2 separate regions of the Homo sapiens genome follow, and region 1 is linked to region 2. Evidence: chromatin loops called from intact Hi-C (ENCODE). Cell type or tissue: OCI-LY7. All regions are shown on one strand.

Region 1 (8,000 bases), 630 kb after region 2:
AATGAGTTGATTACATTCTTTATTACAACAACCTGATCTGTTTCCTTTGCGAGTGATTTGGAAAACACTTTTCATTTAACTTTTACTCAAGGTTTTTCTTGTTCTTTGAAGTGACAGTTGGTCTGTGAAGTCGGCTTAATGTCAAAGTCAGGTTATTGAGTCAGCTGCTGAAGAATATAAACTTAAGATGGCTTTAGAGATAGCCACTCATTCTAGTGCTCTATGTTCCTAAAAAATATTCTCTGGCGGAGTGATACAGGAAGAAAGGGGCATCCTGCGAGACTCAAATTCACAGACTTGACTTGGAGCTGGTTTTAGAAGTCGGGAAGGTTTCACTCACCGTCGGCTTCCTCAGGGTTCCAACGGTTGCTGGGTTCTTTATTATTCTTATTGTTTTTTGTGATTGTTGTGTGTATTAGGGCCAGGTTTAGGCTAAAGAGTATTTCAGGCTCAGAAGCTGGAGCTAGCAGTGCTGGGGTCACGTGCAGTGTTTCCAGGGCACAAAGGGTCAACCCCTGAATCTGGGCTTATAAAAAATTGAGTGACTTTGGCATGAAAAATTAAGTGACTGGGTTGCTCCCTCGTTTTCCATTCCCATTTTGTTTTTTAACTTTGTTAAACTCAGGGGTGGGGTAACCATAATGCCAGGAAGGATGTTGGGGAGTTAGTGATATGGAAAGAATGGTCAGATGCTTTCCTTCATCCTTTGAATGCTCTTCCCTGCCCCTAAAAATATAAAGATTTAAAAATTATTATTATAGTAAACGTCCTCTGGTACTCTTGTGGATTTGTTTTTTCTATTTAAAATTCAAATCCCAGTGGAATTATTTTAGAGTAAGTAGTGAAGTAGGGATGCAACTTTGCTTTTCCCCCTCATATGGTTAGTTGGTTGCCCAGCCCCATTTGGTGAGTCATCCATCTGTTTCCCGCTTTTTGACATGCTACATTAACCGTAGATACGACAGTGATCATTTTTGGCTAAAAAATTATTTTTGAAGGTTTGGCAAATTCAAGACAAATTCTACAAAGGATCACCCGCATTTCTTCTAGTCAGCTGAAGTAGTGCCCTCAGGTGGTAACAGTCTTAAAAACACAGTTTGCATTCTCTGTGCCAGGTTTCAGATTGTGTTATTCTTGATGCGTTTTTACTGACTTTATTAATAGTCTTCTTTCCTTTTAAATAGACAATACTAATTTACATAAAATGCTACTGCTTTTTGTTATTCCCTGTATGTACTTAGATGTATTCCCCCTTTTTGGTGTCTATATTGATCTACCTGTCTGATCATGCATTGTCAGCATGCTGTTTCTATTAAGATAATTGTATAATGTTCTAATACTTCAGGGTACTTCTCTACCAATAGGGAAGTTGTATTAGTCCATTCTCATGCTGCTAATAAAGACATACTAGAGACTGGGTAATTTATAAAGAAAAAGAGGTTTAGTGGACTCACAGTTCCACATGGCAGGTGAGGCCTCAGGAAACTTACAATCATGGCAGAATGGGAAGGGGTAGCAAAGGCATGCCTTGCATGGTGGCAGGCAAGAGAGCATTTGCAGGGGAACTCCCCTTTATAAACCCACCAAATCTCTTGACACTTATTCACTATCACGAGAACAGCTGGGGGAAAACCCACTCCCATGATTCAATTACCTCCCACCAGGTCCCTCCCACAACACGTGGGGATTATGGGAGCTACAATTCAAGATGAGATTTGGGTGGGGACACAGCCAAACCATATCAGAAGTGAAAAGAGTGGAAAAGGAGAACAAACAATTCCTTTGTACACATCATTTTCACTCATGTTCCAATGATGTCGTACGGCCATACCTGGCTGCAAAGGAGTCTGGAAACTGCATTCTGTAGTTGAGTGGCTATGTGTCCAGCTAAATTTTATTCACAAGGAAGATACCAAGGTTCAGCATGCTCTGGTGGGACACTTTTCACTTTAGACAAATGTCTAAATACAAATATTAATGGAAGTAGGCTTAAAATAGATAAAAGATTAAAGAGTTTTAATTACTTGAAGAAAAGAAGGATTTTGTTTAAATGAATGTATGCACTGGGCAATATATGATTAGAGAGTGAAACACTGGCACATTATAAAGGACCAGTAGAATTTCACAGAAGTGTTGCCAATAGAAATTTATTTTTGGCCAGTCTGCTCCATCTACCTAAGTTGTTGACTTGAAGACATTGTGTGTTCAGATTAGAATGACAGACGAAGCATACATATTGTTTCTGTCTTTTTGCGTCTGATGCTCAAATTAAAATTGGATGAGTATGCTCCTTAGTGGTTGTAGTTTGGTAATACTACTGATTTGTGTGTGTGTGTGTGTGTGTGTGTGTGTGTGTGTGTGTCTGTGTTTAGTTTCAGTTCAACTCGGCCACTTCCAGTTGAGATTAATAAAGCCAGTTATTCACTTAAAGTACCTGTACCCACCAGGCTGTATGGCTGAGGCTAGATCTATAAAAACTCAAAGCTAGAAAATGCTTCCATAACTATGACAGTATCTCAGCACTTCAGAAATTATAGAATTTGAGAGTTTAAAAAGGAACATAGTTATCCGATCAGACACTATCAGTTGGAAGGAGTAGCTATCTCTGCCAGAGTTTAAAAGTGGCAGAGAGGATTTTATATACCACTTCAGCTTGCATTATCATCAGAGGAATCAGACATTGTGTTCTGGTGATAAAGCCATTTAAAAAATTTTCTTTTCCAGTCTAATGATTTAAAAACCAAATAGCTATATCAAATTTCTTATTGTTACTCAAACCTTTTAATGTCCTAGTTGATGAAATAACAATTCCCATTTCATACAGTTCTTTGAATTAATTATAACTGTAATTTCCTTAAAAATTCCATATTTGATTATTTTGAATTAAAAATGCTCACAGCATCTTAACAGTATAGAAGTATAGTCAAATGCCCTTCCATTATTTTTGCTACTAATGCATATTCCTTGCCAGAAATAACAAATGTTAATACTTTACTATAGCCCGGGGTGGTGGCTCACACCTGTAATCCCAGCACTTTGGGAAGCCAAGACAGGCAGATCATTTGAACCCAGGAGTTCGAGACCAGCCTGGGCAACATGTTGAAGCCCTGTCTCTACAAAAATTATAAAAATTAGCTGGGTGTGGTGGCACATGCCTATATTCCCAGCTACTTGGGAGGCTGAGCCCAGGAGCAAGGCTGCAGTGAGGCATGAGCGAGCCACTGTACTACAGCTTGGGTGACAGAGCGAGACCTTGTCTCAAAAAAAAAAAAAAGGTTTAACTATAGAATTAACGTGCATATGTGCTCATAAACATGGGTACACGTGCGTACATTTTTTAAAACATAAATTAGATCATGCCACCCGTTATTCTGTGACTACATTTTTTAGTTTAACCATATATTTCAGACTTCTTTCCATGTCATTACATTATTTTATCTGATAAGGTTGAGTGTATTTTTACACTGTTTTTCTTATGTCATCCTAGAGAAAGATGCATAGAATTAAATCCTTTTAACATTAACATACAGAGTTAAAAGTATACCCCAAGCATTGGTTCTTATCCTTCAAAGGTCCTTTTTCAGATTTTGTGAAGGCCATTGGAATGCCCAGGTTGTAAGTTGAGTGTAGTTTTAATATTTGGAAATTGAACTAATAATAATCCCAACTTTATCCATGTTAATGCTTCTATGTATTTAAAGTTATAAGTAGTTAATAAGACATAATTTGAACAGATTATTTTGGATAGCCGATGTATAATCAATTCATAGGAATTTAAGAAAGAAGTTTTTTGTGTGTGACCTCAGGTTTACTTTTGCATTTAGTTATGAACTACATTCAAACTAGATTTGGTTTCACATTTTCTTAGCTCTTTTAAAAACATATTATCAAAAAATTAAAATTAATTTCCCTATGCTCATATATTATTATTTTATAATCTGAATTTTCTGGGACGGAGTTGTAATTCTTCTGACAATCCAATAAATTTATTTTGTGTTCTGTGAGCTTACAAGTCCACTAGAGGGTGCATTTTACTCTTTTTTGACACAGACAGAAATTTAAGTCCATAATTTTGTTTCACTTTCACAGAGCTAGTTGGGTTAACAGCTTTGGAAAGCAAAGTCCCTTAAATTCTTAAACATGGACACTAGGAGACTGTTGTACAAAAACATAATTCATTAGTATAAAGCAACCATATCATTATTAAAATAGTGGCCTTACCAGTGGATGCTATTGTAGGATGCAGAAGGGAGCACGGTGGGGTGGGGATGTCTAGGGAAGCTTCATGGGCAAGATGGGATCTGTAGTGTTCAAACACCTGGTGAAGTCAAACTTTTTGGTCTCAGGACCCCTTTACACCATTGATAATTATTAAGGCTCCCAAATAGCTTTTATTAATGTGGGTATTGATATTTAATGTTCTAGCAATTAAAATTTTTTTTTTTTTTACTAATGCATTTAAAAATAACAATAGTAACGGGCCAGGCCTGGTGGCTCAAGCCTGTAATCCCAGCACTTTGGGAGGCTGAAACGGGCGGATCACCTGATGCCAGGAGTTCGAGACCTGGCCAACATGGAGAAACCCCATCTCTACAAAAATAAAAAAATTAGCCGGGCTTGGTGGCACGCGCCTATAATCCCAGCTACTTGGGAAGCTGAGGCAGGACAATTGCTTGAATCAGGGAAGCAGAGGTTGCAGTGAGCTGAGATCTTGCCGTTGTACCAGCCTGGCAACAGAGCGAGACTGTCTCAAAAAATAAATAAAAATAAACCCATTACATGTTAATATGAATAACATTTAAATGAAAAAGAACTATATTTTCCAAAACAAAAATTAGTGAGAAAATGGCATTGTTTTACCTCTTTGCAGATCTTTTTAATGTCTGGGTTAATAGAGGGCAGCTAGAGTCTCATATTTGCCTCTGCATTTAATCTGTTGTGTGTTTTGGTTAAAGTATGTGAAGAAAATTCAACCCCACGCAGCTATGAAGTTGGAAAAGAATATTTTAATAGCCTTTTCTGATAATTGTGAGTAGTCTTCTGTGATTCTATATCTAAACAATCAAATGGTAGTTCCTTAGGGGCTAGTTGCCATGTGGAACCTGAAACCATATCAGTGAACTTATTCTAGTTAGTTATGTTAAAAGCCAGTAGTCTCTCTTGGACCTTGAAAGACTCTTTTGCTCAGGCATGACTTTGTAATATTACACATTGGTCTTGGAAAATATTGGTTCATCTAGTTATGTAAATCTTCCAAATGTTAACACAATATCAGTCTTGTAAATATGTCAAGTTCATGATGGCAGATACAAGTTTTCTAAGAATTTAATTTTCATTTGAAAGCTTGAATTTTATCACTGGCAACAAATACTAACAGTTGTTTTCCTTGAATTGACATGCCCACTTCATTTATTTTTAAGAAAATATCTGTGAAATACCCAAGTTCGAATAATTATAGTTTGCCTGTAAGTCATTTTTTCAAGTAAAAATGGTGTTCCATGAAAAGAGAAGTTAGTTAGGTTCACGAGTACTTTTCCTTGAGACAACCCTTAGACTTTTACATAGAGCAGAAATGTTTTGTATGTATTTCATCACACAGAATAGTAACGTGTCAAGATTTAATAAAATTGATAGTTTACTGCTTCATCAAGGCCATTTTTATGTAAAACACAATGGCAGCTGGTAGAGTTTGGTGCCACCAGCATGATTTGTGCTAAAGGGCCAGCAGTTTCACTCACTCACTCTCTCCATCAATGTTAATGCAAACACAATGCAAGAGGTAAATAATGTCTTAGTATGATGACATTAGTTTTGATCCTGCAGATCCTCTGAAAGGGTCTTGGGGACCCTCAGGAGTCCATGCACACATTGAAAACGGCTGGACTAGGAGAAGCATAGAACTGGGTGTTGTGAAGCCATTGCAAACAAGGATGGTGTATGAGGGCAGGGGTGAACATGAGTGTCAGCCGAACAAGGGGCTGAGGGTAGACTCCAATTGATGGCTCTTGTGGGAATAGAGGAAATCAGAGGAGAAAAGAATGTGTCTTGAAGGCAGAGCAGACCGGAGAGGTCCCTGAACACAAGTTCTGAGAAGCAATTTTGTGGCTTTCCTGGTAGGTGGGCATGCGTCTTTAATTAAGCACCCCTGCCCTTCCCACTCTGCCCTGTTTCTCCCATATTTCTACCTGTTGGTTCTATTTTTACCCCCAAATGCAGCATAAGGCTCTGCTTTCTCCTGTGCAGCCTTTCAAATATGAACTTAGGGTCTTGAGGCCCAGTGGAAGGGAGCTTCGAATGTCAGAACAACTGGAAACTTTTTTCCATAGATAGTAAGGAGCCATTGCTTACTCTGGTCTCTCCTTCCCTTCCTGTTTTTCTGCCTACCTTTTTGAGAATGGCATTTGACAATGATATTTATTGAAAGAGCACTATGTATTAATAGTGCTCTTGGGTTATGTTAGGGTTGCAGCCGTGAACAGACAGCCTCAGTACCTGCTGTCAAAGAGCCAAGAATCTAGTAAAGGATACAGGCAAATGTGGTCAGGATCATGGGAACATTTGGTGAGGGCCTCTAATCCCAGAGGGGAAAGGGCTTGCAGGTCAGATTGCAGGACTTTTTGGAAGAACTAAGACTATGGAGGCTGAGACTTAAAGAGTGAGGGGTTAGTTAAGCAAAAGGTATAGGGAGCCTAAGGAAAAGGAGAGGGTTCTGGAGAGGGCTCCACAAGGATTTGGATTTAGAGACAGCACATGAGCAGTCAGTGTGGCCGCAGCGTAGACTGCTAAGTGGTCAGGCCTTCACTTGAGATTGGAGAGGGAGTATGGACTGAATTGTGTCTCCCCAAGTTCATATGTTGAGGCTCTGTCCCCCAGTGACTACGTTTGGAGATAGGGTCTATATGGAGGGAATTAGGGTTAAATGAGGTCTTAAAAGTGGGGCCCTAATCTGATACTACTAGTGTCCTTATTTTAAAAACACCAGAAAGCTCCCTCACTCTCCACACTCATGCACCAAGGAAAGGCCATGTGAGGACAAAGTAATGGTTTGCTAGCCAGAAATAGAGCCCTCATCAGAAACTGAACCCTCTCAAACTTTGATCTTGGACTTTCCGACCTGCAGAACTGTGAGAAAATACATTTCTGTTGTTTAAGCCACCCAGGGTCTTGGTATTTTGTCATGGTAGCCTAAGCTAAGATAAGGAGTTACCACCCAGAGAAGCTGATGAGCTCTGCCAGCCTTGTTAAGGAGCTTGGTTTTTATTTTGAGGGTTTTGGTGAGACATCAAAATGTTGTAAGAAGCAGAGTGAAAGATTATTCAAGGTGAAGTGTGAGGGATGGATTGACTGGGGCTGTGCAGATAAGAGTGTTATGAGAGAGACAGAGAAGTGGATGTTATAGGCTGGATGAGGGTGGCAGAAGTGGGCAGTGGGGATTGAGAGAAACTTGGTTTCGAGAAACAGTTTAATAGTTTTGTAGACTTGAAAATTGGTGACTGGATGGGTCAGTGAAGGAGAATGAGGAGTCAGGACTTCCAGGTTTCTAGGTGGGTGATCCTTGTTCACTGAACTAGAGAACAGCAGAGCAGCAAGTTGAGAGGAGCCAAGGGTGCATTTGGTTTTCATCATGATGAGTTTAATGTGTTTGTGGGATATCCACGTGGAAACATTCCCCAAGCAACTGGCTTATACAGTGCTGGAGACCAGAAAGAGCAGGGGAAAGAGGGAGAGAGAGAAAGAGGAACAGAGAGCAGGAGAGAGAAATGGGCTACTGATCTAGGTAAAAATGCTATTAGTGAGATTCTGTAGTGGCAATGGCCAAATCACTTAATTCCTCTCAATATTTCTTTCATCTCCTGTAAAATAGAAATAGTATTTTTTTTGCTTACCTACCAAGCTGTTATATACTCAAAAATAAAACTAAAATAGAAAATATGGCAAAAGCACATTGTAACTACAAAGGACTGCACATATTTGAGTAATTTATTATACTGGGATCTCTA
Region 2 (8,000 bases):
GCTACATGTATTGATTGCTGTTATTTCATTAGAATAAAATGATGTGCCATTTGTATAGGTTGGGATCTCCTTCGGTTTTACTAGCATGGCTTAAATATTCCAACTTTAAAATTTCCTGAGTTTAGTATGTAATCTATAAGCATGGGAAGAGTTTTCATGTGCAAATTTCTCTCTTCTTTTTCTTTTGTGAAAGGTCCGATTTTCTCAATAAAACATTATGAAATGAAAAGTGAGATGAGATTGATTAATTATGATTCTTTTTCAGGTGAGAGTAAATTTGGGTACAAGTGAACAAATGCTCCTTTCTGAGCAGAGACTTCATATGGATGACCTGGTTTGGCATTTGGTGGAACTGTGCTATGTTAAGCATAATATTTCCTTTGTTATTGACAAACGTTATGAGACAACTGGCCAAATGGCAGCTGGTGGGATGCATAATTTGAATTTTCAACATGGAATCTATGTAGGAGGCCGCAGGGCACTCAATGTACCTTATCTGTACGGAAAGCTCCCCAATTTTTGAGGATGTATGAAGGATGTGGTATTTAACCAGAGGGAGATCCTTACGTCCCTTAGATCTTACCCTGGTTTTAAGAAGGTTTATGAGGTGTCACTAGGATGCAATGACGAGTTTTTTTTGCAGGGGAGGATGAAGCCATCAATTTCTTTAGCTCCAGATTCTCTGTCAGTTTTCCAGAATGGAAAGTGCAAGGGTAAACACTATTGGAATTTACTTTGCAAACTGTAACTCAGCAAGCCTTGCTTTCATTTCAGTTGGGTAAGGAAGGAGATTTTGTTGCTTTGTAAATAGATGAAAGTCTATTGAAGGCTTATGTAGGAAGGCATAAAAGTAAAACTCAGCTTTCTTCTTTTAGTTTTGTCAGTGACAACAAGTGGCATGTTATTCAATTCAAATTCACAGGGGAGTATCTGGACCTAACAGTAGATGAAAAAAAGGTAAGGAAGTCACTGCCTTTGCAAAGCAAACATTTGTATCTGAAGGAGCCCTTTTTGTGGGAGGTCTTGATAACCAAATGTGGGAAGAAGTAAAGAGGTTAGAACTTGCCTCTGTGCCTGGGAAATTTGCTCGAGGAACCTCTTTCAAAGGGTGCTTAAGAAGCTTGGAAGCCAATTCAGAAAAGAGAGCGTTAAGGGATGCCCTTGTTTTCAAAGATATTCCTGTTGTTGTAAAACTGAGAGTGTTGATAACACAAATCCTTCCATAACAGCGATAGAAAATCTGCATCAGTCAGAAGTTTTCCTTTCCACTGCCGTCCCTGAGGTCATCAAGCCTTTTCTTCAAGATGAGAGTAGCGATTTCTTGGTTTTGAATAACTTGCAGGTCCAAGAAGGTGGACCTTACTGAAACAAAGGCACATGAAACTGGATGTGAAATTTAAGGATTTGGGTATCCATCATTCTCAAATACTATTTAAAATAGAGGGAAGGCCTATTCATGGGTTCCTTCAATTAAATGTACCACCTGAGCAAGTAATGGAGACAGCTTTTACCATGTTAGACTTATGGCAAGGAAAAGTTTGATATGTCCATGATGGTTCAGAAGAACCTATGGATTATTTTACATTTTTGGTTTCTCCCAATAGCAAGAAAGAAATGCCATTATATCTGCAAGAACGTGTTCCACATGTGTTTAACATTATTGTCATTCCAGTCAATGATCCCCCATACCTTAAGGTACCAGAAGGAAACTTGCTTCTTCTATTTGAGAACTCTAAGAAACAACTGACCCCAAGTATGATAGACATGTCAGACCCTGACACAGATTCTTTGAGTCTTTGTATTTCAGTTCTTGGCAACTTCAATTCAGATGCTGGGGTTTTAGAAAATGCAAGTGATCCCGGGAATGCCATTAATCATTTTACACATGAAGATTTAAGAGATGGCAACATTTTCTATGTGCACAGGGGTCATCGAAACTCTCAGATTGTTCTGAGAGCAAGTGATGGAGAGCTGGTTAGTAATACAGCAGTGGTGTGGAACATGGCTGTTTCTTGGGACTTTGCAGTGGCCGTTAGAACTGGTGTGGTTGTAGAACAGGGTGGCACTCCTCTGATTACATGGAGTAACTTGTCAGTGGAGGTTAATGGTGAATGGCATGAGATGGAGACCCGCTCTGACATCACTCATCCACCTCAGTATGGCCAGATTCAGCGGTGAGGGTCAAGTGGGAAATGGAAACAAGTTAGTACCTTTTCTCAGTGTTCTGTTGATTGGAGTCGGGTCCAGTACTATAGTACATTGAAAGAATTGCAGCTAGAAAATGTTACAGATCATTTTAAATGTAAAGTTAACATAGAAGGAAAAGTCAGTGAAGAGCTGATATTTCCAGTTACAACACAATGGCTGAAGTTTATCCTGAAAAATGTTCCTCTAGAGATGAGTCAACTAAACAAGAACATATTGAATTCTGATCATTTGCAGGCTGCAACAGAGGGTGTGGAAGTAGCTGAGAGGGAACTACATTTTAAGTTATTGATCCCATCTAAGAAAGGAAAATTGGTACTTGGCAATAAAGTTCTAAAAACAAACTCAATTTTCAGCCAAAAAAATATTACAGACTCTAAGATAAGTTATGAACCTCAGGAGAGGCCAAGGGAAGACTCACAGGATACTTTTAGGTTTTTGGTTGTTGCAAAATACATAGACTCAAAAGATTATACTTTCAGAATCAACTTTAAAGCAGATAAGACATACTTTATTTTAACTAACAGAGGATTATTTGTAAAAGAAGGAGAAGGAAAATTAATTACAAAATCAGAACTATTTGTTCAAATTTTGGACAATCAGATCTTCCAATATAAAATCTCCAAGGGCCCTCAACATGGGAAGCTGAAACTGCTTAACTTGTCTGATTCTCTGGAAAGTAATGACAATATCACTATGTTCACAAATCAAGAGAGAGTGAGTGAACAGGTGATCTATGTTCATGATGACTCTGAGACTGAGTCTGATGAGTTCTTTTTTGTGGCCTTCACCAAAGGACCAGGGGGGAGCAGTCAGGGATCTTGACTCACAGCATTCATCTATGGAAATAAAAGTCACACTTTCCGTTGGGTTAAAGAATGATGAGAAACCAGTACGCATGATAGATAAGGTCTTTCATGTTGTGCGGAATGGCCAGCGCTTATTGACCCTGGCAGATCTCTGTTACCATAACCCTGACTTAGATTTTGATAATGGGCAGTTGCTGTACACCCAGCGGGGCATCCCAAATGGGGATTTAGTGTGAGCCAGAGACCCCACTCAGAAACTCTACCAGTTCAGGCAAGAAGACCTGCAGGAAGGGCACGTGCTTTTCAGGCATCAGGGTGCAGACTTGGATCGCTTCGTGCTGTTTGTGACAGATGGTGTCCACTACACATCATCTCTTCTCAAGGCCAGTGTGTCAGACCCTTATGTCCAGATAGCCAACAACACGGGGCTGCTCATACAGAGAGGAAAGGATGGCAGCCTCACAGTGGCCAACCTAAGTGTCACCACAAACCAAAATGTCAGAACAGACCACAAGATTGAATTCCACATTGTGCAGGGCCTAAAGCATGGCAGGATCCTGGTCAATCATTCTGTTTCCCACTCATTTTCTCAGGATGACTTGTTGATGTGTGATTTATAGGCACGATGGCAGTGATGACTTTGATGTATTCAACCTGAGAGTGAAAGTTAAAGCCACATACTTAGAGGTGAGAGTGGGTGTCTATGTTCAAGTGTGCTTGGAAGGTCACCCACATCACACGCAGGTTCTGCACATCGAGACTCTAGTAGTTGAAGAAAGAAAACCAGTAAAACTGAATACAGGAAGGCTCCAGGTAGGTAATTATCCTATCCACAGCACTAAGAATTCTCATTCTTACAGGTGCTAATAATCTGTTTGCTTCTGAAAGCTATTTTTGTGTTGATTTCTCCCCTGGTATCAGGAGTGAATTTTTAAAAATATAGATGCCATTGAGAAGAAAACTTGGAAAGTTTCATGATTTTGATGCTACCAATTTTCCTACAGTTGGAAATGGAATGTAAGCAATGCTCAGGCTTATTTTAAAGTTGGGCTCACATGTGCATACATGTGCATCATATATATGTTTAGTACAGTAAAAACTTGGACTAAGGGAGAGAGGTATATATTATGGTAAATTAAGAGATCTTTTATTCATTATCCATAGCAACACTGCCAATATTTCATTTGATCTGAGTTATATTTATGATGTGCTGAATGAAGCACAGTATAAAAACTTGGAGTAATTTAACAAATGTAAGAAACATTCCTAAGATACCAGCAAATACTATATTATATAGTTTGTTTAGGTCTGAATGTGGCCTTGTTTAGTATCCTGAAAGTGATGGTTAAAACTAGCCTAGACCAGTGGAATGTCAGAGGTGAGACCAAAAATCACCTGGTTTTCTGGGCCTCGTACTGGAAACTTCCAGCAGGCACAGCCATGCTGATCAGAGTTTGGAAGGGGTGTTCTTTTTTAGGGTAATGCTGTGTAGGGTGTGGGATGTGTAAGCTGCGATTTATAACAACTGGCCACAAATGCAGGCTATTCTGAATCTACCCTCGGGACTGCAAACAAGTTTGCTTTTTTGCTAGATGCAGCCAATAAAATTAAGTAAAAATGAATTCAAATCAGAATGGGTTAAATACTTTTGAATAAGACTTTGAATAGTGAGTTTGGAATAAGAACCAGCTTTTTTGTTCTTTTTCAAGAGCTTATATTTAAGTTTCACCACAAGGGGGCATATGCAGTCCAATGACTATACATCAGTTATAATCAGATTTGAGATGGAGTTCCCGGAATAAAAAAATACGTATTGAAAGTGCTGAGCGAGTTCAAATGGGGGATGATAACTTTCCTCTCAAGGTCTTACAAGTTTACTGACCCAACTGCTGCGTCTTCTACCATCTTGTATTCCTTCTCCTTACACTACCATTTTATTTCTTTCACCTCAACCTTGGAGTCCTGGGTTTTTTTGCTGCTGTGAATGACACTTGGTTAATACATTAGTAGCTACTTAGGTGTTGCTGACCATTACTTTTTTTTGTGACCAGGGCCAATATTAAAAATATTGGCATGGGCACCAAAACAGACTCAGGCTTAAACTGTGTATCAACCCTAAGTACAACTTAAGCCAATTGTGGATGTTAATATAAGACAATGTGGTTTTCAACAGTCTTCACTTCTACATTTATTAATGTTTTTCTTTTTGTGTCTATATATGGTGTGTGTGAACTCAAGGCTGGGCATGAAGATAATATTCCTTCAGAGGCAGTGTTCATAGTCGGAACTCCACCAATGCATGGATACCTCCAAAAATTTATACCAGAAGAAGGCAGCTTGGGTGCAGATGAAAAGTCCCTTTGACTTTCACACAACCGGATGTGGAGGATGGCAATATCCTTTATGTGCAGACATCCCCCAACCAAGAACAGGACTGTTTTTCCCTGGATGTGATGAATGGTTTCCAAGTTGTGAGCAGAGTCGAAATCTTGGTGGACACCACGCCTAAGTGGATTTTTCTGCAGGTACAGAATTTCACAGTTCAAGAAGGTGGCTCCAGAGAACTTCTAGAAGACTACCTCAAAATTCCAAGTAAATATTTTGAGGGATTTGACTGTGAATTTGTTCTACTTATTAAACCACTGAAACACAGTTATGTTAAAAGTTCTAATTTTCCAAGAGGAAAGCTAATAAAATTTATTGGGAAACAGGTAATAACTCTCAGTTTATGTAATTGGGAATGTTGGGTAGGAGAAAAAAATGGCTATTTATTATTTAGATTTATGGGTATGATGGTGTGTCTAGCATTGGTGGGTTCTTGGTCTCACTGACTTCAAGAATGAAGCCACGGACCCTCGGGTGAGTGTTACAGCTCTACAGCTCTTAAGGTGGCGCATCTGGAGTTTGTTCCTTCTGACCTTCGGATGTGTTCGGAGTTTCTTCCTTCTGGTTGGTTCGTGGTCTCGCTGGCTCAGGAGTGAAGCTGCAGACCTTCGCAGTGAGTGTTACAGCTCTTAAGGTGGCGCGTCTGGAGTTGTTCATTCCTCCCAGAGGGCTCGTGGTCTCGCTGGCTTCAGAAGTGAAGCTGCGGACTTTCACGGTGAGTGTTATAGCTCATGAAAGCAGTGTGGACCCAAAGAGTGAGCAGTAGCAAGATTTATTGCAAAGAGCGAAAGAACAAAGCTTCCACAGGGTGGAAGGGGACCCGAGCGGGTTGCCACTGCTGGCTCGGGCAGCCTGCTTTTATTCTCTTATCTGGCCCCACCCGCGTCCTGCTGACTGGTAGATCCGAGTGGTCTGTTTTGACAGGGCACTGATTGGTGCATTTACAATCCCTGAGCTAGACATAAAGGTTCTCCACATCCCCATCAGATCAGTTAGATACAGAGTATGGACACAAAGGTTCTCCAAGGCCCACCAGAGCAGCTAGATACAGTGTCGACTGGTGCACTCACAAACCCTGAGCTAGACACAGGGTGCTGATTGGTGTGTTTACAAACCTTGAGCTAGATAGAGTGCTGATTGGTGTATTTACAATCCCTGAGCTAGACATAAAGGTTCTCCAAGGCCCCACCAGAGCAGCTAGATACAGAGTGTCCATTGGTGCGTTTAGAAACCCTGAGCTAGACACAGGGTGCTGATTGGTGCGTTTACAAACCTTGAGCTAGATACAGAGTGCCGATTGGTGTATTTATAATCCCTGAGCTAGACATAAGGATTCTCCACCTCCCTACCAGACTCAGGAGCCCAACTGGCTTCACCCAGTGGATACCACACCCGCGCTGCCGGTGGAGCTGCCTGCCAGTCCCGTGCCATGCGCCCGCACTCCTCAGCCCTTGGGTGGTCGATGGGAGTGGGTGCTGTGGAGCAGGGGGCGGCTCTCATCGAGGAGGCTTGGGCCGCACAGGAGCCCATGGAGGGGGTGGGAGGCTCAGGCATGGCGGGCTGCAGGTCCCGAGCCCTGCCCCGCGGGAAGGCAGCTAAAGCCCGGTGAGAAATCGAGCGCAGCGCTGGCGGGCTGGCACTGCTGGGGGACCCAGTACACCCTCCGCAGCCGCCGGCCCGGGTGCTAAGCCCCTCATTGCCCGGGGCCGGCAGGGCCGGCCGGCTGCTCCGAGTGCCGGGCCGCCAAGCCCACGCCCACCCGGAACTCCAGCTGGCCCGCAAGCACCGCGCACAGCCCAGGTTCCCGCTCGCGCCTCTCCCTCCACACCTCCCTGAAAGCTGAGGGAGCCGGCTCTGGCCTTAGCCAGCCCAGAAAGGGGCTCCCACAGTGCAGCGGTGGACTGATGGGCTCCACAAGTGCCGCCAAAGTGGGAGCCCAGGCAGAGGAGGCGCCAAGAGCGAGCGAGGGCTGTGAGGACTGCCAGCACGCTGTCACCTCTCAATGGGACCTTGGAGGGTGTCTAGTCCACCTCCCAACAGATGCTAGAAGCCCTTCCACAGTATTCCTATAGAAAGGTTATCTAGCCAGTGCTTAAACATCTTCAGTGATAGGGAACTTACTACTTGCTGAGATGAGCCCTTCCAATGTAAATACGCTCCAATTTTTAGATAGTTATTTAGGCTGAGCTGAAATCTGCCATTTAAAAACTTTTTCTCCTAGGCGCTGGCTCTAGTACCCCAGATTTATTCTGTACCAGAGGTACCTCTGGTACAGAATAAAACATATGCCTCCTAGATTCATTCATAGTATGATTCTCCTAGAATCATACTATTCTGGTACAGAATAAATCATACCCATCCTTTCATGAAAGCTTTTTAAGTATTTGAAAGAAAAGATGATCAGATTTCCTTGAATTTTATCTTTCTTAGGTTAAACATCCCTAGCTTTCCAGCTTTTGCTTCTATGCCATGGGTTTCCTGCACGATCCTGGTTGCCCAGTTCTAGATGAGTGCCACATTGTCACTGGCCCTGTCAGCAATATCGGGGTAATGCCCAGGTATTTAACACAAGTATGCTTTAATCATTGGTGGATTTTTTTA

Evidence for each region. A loop is a pair of places that touch in the nucleus more often than their neighbours do. Peaks named below come from ENCODE experiments on the same cell type or tissue, not always from the same donor. Only the 100,000 strongest peaks of a DNase experiment are listed, where the experiment ranks them.
Region 1: a loop joins it to region 2, with 8 times the contacts of the local background. A loop is called at or near these places in 23 of 110 quality-filtered maps.

The regions. Positions count from the first base shown.
Region 1 is chr5:54,230,770-54,238,769 of GRCh38, reverse strand. All of the region lies in intron 1 of ARL15 (ARF like GTPase 15), which reads left to right. Among named protein-coding and RNA genes, the nearest start is that of ARL15, 76 kb to the left of the region's middle. In OCI-LY7, CTCF peaks have their summits at 1,043 (motif pointing left), 3,833 and 4,039 (motif pointing right); a DNase peak (open chromatin) is centred at 4,029.
Region 2 is chr5:54,864,297-54,872,296 of GRCh38, reverse strand. It overlaps the pseudogene CSPG4BP. Among named protein-coding and RNA genes, the nearest start is that of ESM1, 120 kb to the left of the region's middle. In OCI-LY7, CTCF peaks have their summits at 4,541 and 4,750 (motif pointing right); a DNase peak (open chromatin) is centred at 4,746.